2 separate regions of the Mus musculus genome follow, and region 1 is linked to region 2. Evidence: chromatin contacts called from ENCODE Hi-C or POLR2A ChIA-PET data. All regions are on one chromosome and are shown on one strand. Each heading gives the region's core, a stretch centred on a gene start or an enhancer-like site at or near the end of the contact. The rest is flanking DNA. Distances are from core to core; before and after follow the strand shown.

What was found. Hi-C counts contacts between places; a loop is a spot of excess contacts on that map. ChIA-PET counts read pairs that join two places held with the same protein, here RNA polymerase II (POLR2A).
Region 1: POLR2A ChIA-PET joins it to region 2 with 51 read pairs in Patski. The contact joins the enhancer-like site here to the promoter of Src in region 2. A Hi-C loop is called at or near these places in 2 of 37 maps with a recorded cell type or tissue (both left cerebral cortex). POLR2A ChIA-PET finds 5 or more read pairs at or near these places in 4 of 5 experiments (Patski and embryonic stem cell).

What each region holds. Positions count from the first base shown.
Region 1 is chr2:157,456,162-157,460,660 of GRCm38, forward strand. Src (Rous sarcoma oncogene) reads left to right here. Exons shown (of 15, transcript NM_009271.3): 4 at 916-1,170; 5 at 2,373-2,472; 6 at 2,682-2,699. The coding sequence starts at 924. Among named protein-coding and RNA genes, the nearest start is that of Src, 34 kb to the left of the region's middle. Within about 2 kb of position 1,395, at least 1 of the 3 ENCODE cell types and tissues checked has a DNase peak (open chromatin) inside an H3K27ac peak, as active enhancers do.
Region 2 is chr2:157,421,945-157,426,970 of GRCm38, forward strand. Src (Rous sarcoma oncogene) reads left to right here and starts at 2,349. Exons shown (of 15, transcript NM_009271.3): 1 at 2,349-2,470.

The sequences.
Region 1 (4,499 bases), core at 145-2,644, 33 kb after region 2:
TTCTTTCTTTCTTTCTTTCTTTCTTTCTTTCTTCCTTCCTTCCTTCCTCTCTTCCTCTCTTCCTCCCTTCCTCCCTTCCTCCCTTCCTCCCTTCCTCCCTTCCTCCCTCCCTCCCTCCCTCTTTCTTTCTTTCTTTCTTTCTTTCTTTCTTTCTTTCTTTCTTTCTTTCTTTCTTGATTTATATGTAAGTAAGTACACTGTAGCTGTCCTCAGACATCAGGAAAAGGAATCAGGTCTCGTTACAGATGGTTGTGAGCCACCATGTGATTGCTGGAATTTGAACTCAGGACCTCTGGAAAGGCAGTCAGTGCTCTTAACTGCTGAGCCACCTCTCCAGCCCCAGTCCACCTCTTTTCACCATGTGGGTCCTGGGGATTGAACTGAGGTCAGCAGTGTCTGTGACAGGTGCCTTTACCTGTGTAGCCATCTGCCTGACCCAGGAAGTAACTTTGAGCTGACAGCTGAAGGAAACTGAGTTGGGAGGTGAAGCTGTCAGGGAATAGTGTTTGCAAAGGTCCTGTGACCAGGAGGCCTGGCCATCCCTTCTTCAAGCCACCGTACTGTACTGCACCTTCCCCCAGTGTTAGACGACTTGTCAGGCATGGATTCATTCAGCAATCCTTAAATGAGCCCCTCCTATGTGCTGGGGACATAGATATGACTCAAGTGTCCCTGCCTAAGAAAGACTGAAACTGACTTTGGGTCCAGCAGTCAGGACTTTGGACTGGTATGTCTTCTCTCCATAGCTGTGTCCTAAGGTGCCAGCAATTCATTTGACAGGTGTAATGAGACGAGTCCTCCCAGGGTGGCTAGTCCCCTTCTTAGGACCTCAGTTTCCCTATCCGATAAGTGGGTGGGGTGGCTTGTCTCCTCCCAGAGGCTCTCCTCTACCTCGGGGATTTCTGTCGCCCCTAGCCAGGACCATGGGCAGCAACAAGAGCAAGCCCAAGGACGCCAGCCAGCGGCGCCGCAGCCTGGAGCCCTCGGAAAACGTGCACGGGGCAGGGGGCGCCTTCCCGGCCTCACAGACACCGAGCAAGCCCGCCTCCGCCGACGGCCACCGCGGGCCCAGCGCCGCCTTCGTGCCGCCCGCGGCCGAGCCCAAGCTCTTCGGAGGCTTCAACTCCTCGGACACCGTCACCTCCCCGCAGAGGGCGGGGCCTCTGGCAGGTCAGCCCTCCCCCTTGCTGTGTGTCCCTGAGCTGTGGTGCACCCTCTCTGGGTTCTGGGGACTCGGTTTTCCCGAGGCTGCGAATGGGGAAGGATTCGTAAACTGGAAAGCGGGGCTCCTGGCGCTTTCGGGCTCCCAGGTTCAGAGTATATAACGGGTTCTGAAGGAGAGGGTTGTAGGGGAGGGGACCCTGAGGCCCTCAGGGGATGGACCGCCACGGACTAGCTGCCGCCTCCGCCCAGCCTTTGTTCCTGGCTCTGCTGTGCGATGGCCCGAGTGCGCCCCTGCGCCCTCTGCTGGCGCTGTGTGGTGCGGCAGCCCTGCCGCCCAGGAGCTGAGCGGGGTGACTCACGCTCCTGCATGCATGGCTACACACCCACACGTGCAAATCCCACACTCTGACGGAGCCATACTCACGGCTGCACGCCCATGCGTGCAAATCCCACGCTCAGACAGAGCCACACGCATGGCTGCACACCTACACGTACAAATCCCACCCAGACTCAACCATGTTATATGCCCACATTGGGCATGAACCCACACTGAGTGGAGACACCAACAATTCCTAGAGACACCTGGGCCAGAGCACACACAGATACAGGTGTGCATACAACCTCGCCCCCTCAGATGGGCCTGTCTACCATCTTGCATGCAGAATGCAGACACGGGATGTAGGGGTTCCCAGCTCCACATCCCACCACAGGAACTTGGTTGTGGTGAGACCTTTGGACGGGCAGCCCACTTCCCGCCATGCAGCCACACACCCATTCGATCATTTGAGAAGCATTTGTGGAGCCTCGGGCAACCGAGGGTGGGATGCAGGATTCCACGGAGCAGCTGTGGGTGAGGGGAGAATCAGGGGAAGGGTCCTGAAACTTGGACCAGAAACCTCGAGCTGCCAGGCACACACACAGGCAGAGTCCCTTAAGTGTGGGGCTTGGGGCATCTTCTGTGTGCTGCCCCTGAGTGCAGAGCAAGGGAGCCTGATCTCGGGGGGGGGGGGGGACAGGGACGGGGGGGACGGGGACGGGGACGGGACTTCTGCTTGTGTCAATAGACTCATTAGATAAGGAACACCTAGTCTGCAGCCCAGCAGGAAGGCACAGCGTACTTAGCTTCCTCCCAGGGACAGGCTGGTGAGTGAGAACGGCGCCTGACCCAGCCCCTGCAGGGTTCTGACACCTCTCATCCTTCTCTGCAGGTGGGGTGACCACCTTTGTGGCCCTCTATGACTATGAGTCACGGACAGAGACTGACCTGTCCTTCAAGAAAGGGGAGCGGCTGCAGATTGTCAATAACACGTGAGTGGCCTGGCGGGGACTGCACTGGGAGCGTGGGTCTGTCTTACCGAGAGCTGCCGGCAGAGGGCGGTGCAGAGCCTACAGGGCTGCTTCTGCTCTTGGTGGGTGGCGGCCCTCCCTAGACCCCAACCAGTATCCTCCCTTGTCCTGGGCCCTGTCTTCGCACCTCAGCCTCTCCTTCTCTCTGCTTCTCTCTCGCTGGCCCTTAGGAGGAAGGTGGATGTCAGGTGTGTACCGAGGCCAGGTAGAGGGGGATGCTTCGCTGAGGCTGGGGGCTGCTCTCTGCATGTGCTTCCTCCACCGCCCCTGTGTGTTTCCAGCTCTCTCCCCGTCCCTTTAGCTTACCCTGCATCCCACCTGTATGAGCCGACCCTCCATCTTCTCCCCACACCTTCCTGTTAGCTCTCTTCCTCCCTGTTCTGATTTGTGATTCCACATTGGGTGCCAGCTACATGCAGGACCCAGTGTATTCTGTAGGCCAGGGAGGGAGGCAGTGTGGTGGGGAGTGGGTTACACCAGACCAGGTCAGGGGTGGATAGAAGCAGGCCGGGGTCCCTGCAAGATGTCCCCGGGAGAGGGGGCTGTCTCTATCAGACTGCCCATCCAAGGAAGGACAGTGAGCCACAGCAGGTAAGGGCAGCATCCCTGGGAGGGGGGCAGCTGCTGGTTGGAGGTATGTGCTGGGCTGTGGAGGCCTCTCCCTGGAGCAGGTAAGGCTTGGGGACTTTGATTTGAGCTGCTCTGGAGGGTAGAGAGGATCCATCATAAAGTGCCCCAAAGGTCTGGCTAAAGAGGTAGGCTTTCCGTCTCCCTGGGCGTGTCTCGCTGCTCATGCCTCCCGTTCCTCGTGCATGCTACTCCGTTTGCCTGAAATACTTCTCCTGTATCCATCTGGTGAACTCCTATTCAGCCCTCAAGATCCAGGGAGGGGATGCCCGTTGTGTGAGGCAAAAGTGAGCAGGTTCCACGTTCTGCACCGGTCACTGTCATTCATACCCCTCCATCTCGTTATCTCTGATCCCCGGGGGGTGGGGTGGGGACAGCAGCAATGGTGGAGGGGCTGGCTCTATTTTGTGAATGAGGAAACTGAGGCTCAAAGTCAGGAAGGCCCTTGTCCAAGGTCATGTGGCTACCGATAGCAAGCCCAGGATGGGACCTGGGCACTTTCTCTTCTTTTCCTGGACTGGCGCCCTGGGGAAGAGACCTCCCTAGTACCTCCCCACCAGTGTGGCCAGCTGCTCCTTCCCTCCTAAAGGGAAGCCCTGAGTTCCCATTGTCCCCAGCTGCTGGTGGCACTGGTGGCCAGGAGGAGGAGCAGTGTGACCCTGGCGCTGAAAGGATGGTGTCCCAGAGCCACACGGCTGATAGAGGCAGAGGTGAGAGAAGGAATGGCCACAGACCTTGGAGTGTGTGCCGCTGGTGGAGACTGCCCTGTGGGGAGTCTCTGCACAAGTGGCAGGAGGCAGGAAAGGCTTGGGGACTTGGACTCTGTGTCTTTGGGGTCACAGCAGCCTCCACGCCTTTGGGGTGCAGTTTCTTTCTCCTCTCTTGTCGCCTTTTAGGACAGTGGGGACCTGTACAGCCAGGCAGCCAGAGTCAGTCACAAGGGAGTCTCCTCCACTGGAGGTCCCCGGGTGGTGGGGTCACAGGAATGAATGGTGGGGCCAGGATCTGGCTGTTAGACCTGCTGCCGGGGCCTCTGATCAACCCCTGCTCTGCCCAGAGAAGTTCAGGTGTCTGTCTGGTGGAGAATGCCATTGTTCTCAGCTCAGCATGTTCCCCACCTCTTCCTAGCTGAGAATCTGGGGCCCCTCGCATGGGAGAGTGCCAGACTCCTGACCAAACCAGTTCCTGGCTACCGGAGGCAAGGCTGTCCTCCTAGACCCTTGGCATAGGAAGTGGGAATTGATGCCCCATTTCTAGGGTAGGTGCACTGACGCGTAGGTGCTCATTCCTGCTCTGGCCCAGTCTGAAGCTATGACAGACTCCACTTACTAAATATTGCCTCCTTTATAAATGTGAACATG
Region 2 (5,026 bases), core at 1,099-3,598:
AATGGGGATGATCGTTCCCATTTGAGTGGTGAGTAACTAAGAAGGAGGAGAGTCAGAGTCAGTGATAGGAAGGTTGGAACTTGTCCTCGTACAGTCTGTGGATGCCACATCACTGTGTTTTCTACAGCCAGCTGGCCAGTGACCACTCTATACTGGGCATAGGCCAGGCCATGGCTCCTGCCCTCAGGGTACAAACAGACACACCCAGAATGGACTTGGGGTTGTGTCTCTATCAGGGGTGTGTCTAGAAACGTGTCCTGGAGGATATGGCCCTTACCCAGGATCACGAAGGCCTGGGAGGGTGGAGGCTGGTGGTAGGGGTGGGCATTCCTGGTAGGGGTTACAGTCGGAAGCCCGGAGGGATGGTTAACAACAAAGAGTACTCAGAAAGTTCAGTAATGAAACCCTTGTGCTGGGTGGTTCTTCTGAGAACCTCTGATGTAAGGCTGCCCTCAAGGAGGGCACGTGTGAGGGAGGCTGTGTCTGCAGCAGAGCCAACAGCACTCTTCCACGTAAGACTGTGAGGACTTATCAGTGCAAACCTACCTCGTCTCTCTCATGGAAGCCTTACCCACTGGGCAGGCTGCTGGCATACTGCGGCTCAGGGGGAAATAGCATACGTTAGGTCATGCATATATTTGCACAACGGTGGAGCTCCGGGTTCAACCTTAGCCTGTCAGTCTAAAGTTTATGCTTTGAAGCTCTCTGTCTTCTCAGCTCTAGAACCACCCAGACCTTTCCTGTTGAATTTCTGGGGACAGATGTAGTGATACATTTGGCAAATAGTTAACCAACTCTCTGGAAGGAAAAACTAATGGGTTCATTGTCACATTTCTCCCCATTTCCAAGTAGAACGTACTTCCTCTGAGGCTGACACCAGGTGACCAGTCTGACATCACCAAGTATGGCACAGGGAAGGACACTGCTCAGTAAGTGCTTGCAAGCCGTTTGAGAGCCAGCCCCAGTGCCTCACAGGAAGAGTATCCACCCTCCCCTCCCCTCCCTCAGCCCAGAGTGGCCAGTAAAGGCCATTAGACAAATCTTAGGCATGGAGGAGGGCGGAGAAACCTGCTCCTCCAGCCAGAGCCTGCCCAGGGGAGCCCTGGGAAACTGCCGTTAATCTTTAAGCAAGCCCTGCGAACAGGAGTGGCTGGCTAGTTTGCCCGCTGTTCATGAGAAACCCTGAGCAGTCCCCGTGGCCACAGTGGGCTACCCTGGCCCCACTTGCTCTTGTCAGTGAGGCCCTCAGATCTTCAGCCTGGCCCACTCCTTCTTCACAACAGAGGGGGCTGGAACAGGAAGCTAGTGGACAGAACACACCCTGAGGCACCTGGCCTAGATGTGACCTCAGATCAGTCTGACTCAAAGCTTTGCCCTTTCCTGGTCTCCTGGGAGACATAGCTGTACCCTGGGGCTGGAGCCTCTCACAATCTAGGATGATGGGGGACTTGCCCTTTGGGAGGGATCTTTGCCAGAAGCCCAGGCCTGTGCCACATGAACCTCAGTTTCCCTGTCTGTGAGATGGAAGCACTTTCAAGGAAGGAACATGGAGATGGTTGATAGATGGTCAGGCCCATCTTTCCAGAGTGAACGGGAGGAGTCAAGGATGCTCCTGGACCCCCAACGGGCAGCGCTAGAACCTGGTGGTCTTTGAGACCAGCCTGAAGCCACATCTCATCCCGCTTGCCCCATTTTTCTTCTCTACTTCCTGTCCGGTTGGTTCTGTCATCCTCAGTGGCTGGCAACAAGCACACTGCCCAGCAGATGCACACGGTCTCCTTATGCATTGAAAGTGAATTTAGGCTTGGCCTAATTGAGCTGGGCCCCGCAAGTTCCTGCCCTCCATTGGCAGAGGCTGGAGGCTCCGCAAGTTCAAGGCCAGCCTTGGCCACATAGTGAGCCACTGTTTTGCCTTTTGATACATTTTAACAATACTGCCTCTCCCCCTCACTATTTCCCTGTCCCTTCGGTTCCAGTCTCTGAGGATTAGAGACACTCAGGGTCAAGGCTGGTGTGGCCAGTGCCTCAGTTTCCGGACAGTGCTAGCCACCGGTGCGTAGCTCAGGTAGCTAGGGTTGAACGCTAACGTGGTCCCGGGAGGCCGAGCCCGGCGCGTGGCGTGGGGTTGGGGGGGCGCCCCCGCGGGCGGAGCTGCGGGGGGTGGGGGGCTGGGTGCGGGAGGCGCGGGCCCGGCTCGCACAGCAGGTCTCCCGGGTCGCCGGCGGGGCCCGGGTCCGCGCTTCCTCCTTTCTCCGGCTCGCGGCGGCCGCGGCCCCTCCTCCCGCGCGCTCCCTCCCCCTCGCCGCCGCCGCCGCCACCGCCGCCGCCTCCTCCCTTTCTCTCGGTCTGTCTCTCCGGGCCCGGAATCCAACCGGCCGCCCCGCCGGAGCGGCCAGGCCGCTGCCCGCCAGCGCCGCGCGCCCCGCTGGGGTCCGCCCGGGCGCGTCCGGAGCTCACGGTCGCCGTGCAGGTGAGCGCCCCCGCCCCGCCGGCCCCGCGCCCTGCTGCGGGCTCCCGCCCTGCCCACTCTACGCCGCGGCCCGCGAGCTGCCCGCCGCGGCCTTTTGTTGGGATGCGCGGGGGAGGACGAGCGGGGTGCGGGGGGCACCGGAACGCGGGGACCCTCGGCCGCAGAGTCCCCTGGCTCGGTTAGGCCACATTTGAAAACCCGGCCGATCGGCGCCGCCCGCGATCGCGGCTGCTGGGCCTGGCGCCCCCGGCCCGGAGTGGGCGGTGGGGGTGGGGTGGGCGTTGGGGAAGGGGCACCTGGAGGGCCACACTACCTCCTTAGGTCTCACTGGGGCCTTGGGTAGGGCCTAGTGCTGCTGGTCTGGAAGAAACAGGGCCACCCTGTCCTCGCCCCCCATCCCCCCCAACCCCCAGCCTCGCCCCTGCGCAGGCCCAGCGACCGATGGACTCAGAAGTTGGCAAAAGTTTTGGGGTTTCACTACCGCCACCAGGTCCGCTTGCCCACCCAGGCAGGTACTGGAGGTGAGTTTGTGCCCCCTACTACGACCCACCACCACTTGTGCCTTAGTTAGCTCTCTGAGCCAAGGCCCTCCTCAGTGGTAGGTGGGCTGGTTGAAGGGTGGGGTGAACAGAGGGGACTCACTCTGGGTATCCATCCCATAAACCTTTGAGGCATTCCGATTAGAAAGGTGGACAGAGGTGTGTGAGGCTTCTGGGACCCTGAGGTCTTCCCGGCTTTACAGACTGCCCAGTGAAGGCAAGTGGTGTTGGGGTCATCTGGGTATAGGTCAGATTTAGTTACCAAGGTGGACACGGGGGCGGGGGCAGGGGCGGGGGCAGGGGACTCTTCCAACCTTATGGAGTCCAGGTGTCTAGGTTTCTTGTTTTCCTGAGTGACCTGAGCCAGGGACCGCCCCTTGGACTATTCACATCAGTGACTATTCCCTGCACTTCCGCAGCCCAGGACTTGGCATATATGGGGGGGCGTGCTCAATAAATGAGTCCCATCCTGGAGCTCGCTCGCACAGGATGGTTGAGGTACCTGTGGCACAGCTGCCTGCAGAAGCGGGTAACTCCGTGCTACAAAGGGTTCCCTTTGGCCTCAGTCCTCTCAGGGAGGATCGATCAGTTGGCTTGTGAGGTAGCTCGGTGGTAGAGCACAGGCTCAGCTTGTTCAAGGCCCTGGTGCTAGCTGCAGAACCACAGGAAAGAAAATGGAGCAGTTATAACCAGAGCTGCTGATATCCAGTGAACGCCTCCCGGGGTTAGCCTGGTCTGCAGCTGCAGAGGAGGATATAGCCTTCCTGAGGAGCTGTCTGGCTGCCCTTTAACCCACCGTGACGGTGAAGGGTGTGTAGTTTTAGATCAGGCACAAGGCATTGTTGGAAGTTTCCCTCCATATCTCTCGCACCTGGCAGAGACATAAGGCCCTACTGGAGATGAGGTGTGTCTGGGTGAGGTAACCTTTCCACAAGGGAAGTGATTTACAGTGTGTCACCTCTCAGCTGACCTCCTGTCTACATCATGGGGCACACACTAATGAGTGCTAGGAGTGCCATGCTCCCTGCTCCGTCCCCTCCCCCTAGTCTCTTGTTCATCCTTGTTCATCCCAGCCTTAGGGCAACCCTAATCTCTCCCACCCCACCTTCCTCTATCTCCTGTGTCCTTTTCCCGAACCCCCTCTCCCCCACCAGCCTCCAGCACATAGGCTGGCTCCTGTTTGGGGCTTCTTCCCTGATTGTCATCTGAGGGTGGGGGTGAGGATAGGGTGTGTCTCGCTCCCCTAGCCCCCCAGGAATCTCGGAAGGACATGGTTAAATGATCTTTGTTCTTGCTGTCCATCTGCTGACTTTGATCGCGCATTGAGCATATACTATGCACCAGGGCCTGGGAACTTTGTTGAGCAGCTTTGTGGTAGGAGGAGCAGACAGCTTCCTGGAGGAGGGGCTTAAGCTGAGTGAAGCAGTGGCGGGCCAGCCAAGAATGCAGCTGGGTCAGTGCTCTTCCTTTCTATTCAGAAGGTCATCTGCCTGGGGACTTGCTGGGAAACTGTGAGCAGGTCTTTGACTCCTAGAAACTGGAGTGTGGGGGATAGGCCATGCATCAAGCAAGTGGCCAGATAAATGAATATATACTCGTGGCTGTGATAAAGGCAGAGGACTCTTGAAGGAGGAATTTAGGGGGCGTCTGGGCATGAAGCTAGGGGAAGGTGTGCCAGGCAGAGAGAGGTGTGTATGTGCAAAGGCCCTGAGGTGAGGGGAGGTGTATAATTGTTGTGGGGAACCAAAGGGAGAGCTATGAGATAGGATGATCCAATGGGGCCGCTATCAATAGGACTGCTCCCTATGAGGGCCCACTGGAGCCTGGAGGAGGATCTTGGCCTCCAGTTTTTACATAGGGAGCAGGTGGGTATCCTCTCTATGAACCAGATTAAGCTGGAGGGCAAGGTACACAGCTAATGGAATAGATGTGCAGTCTGGACTTGCATATTCTGTGGGAGCCCTGATCAGGTCTCAGAAGGAGGAGGAGGAAGAGGAGAAGGAAGAAGAAGAGGAAG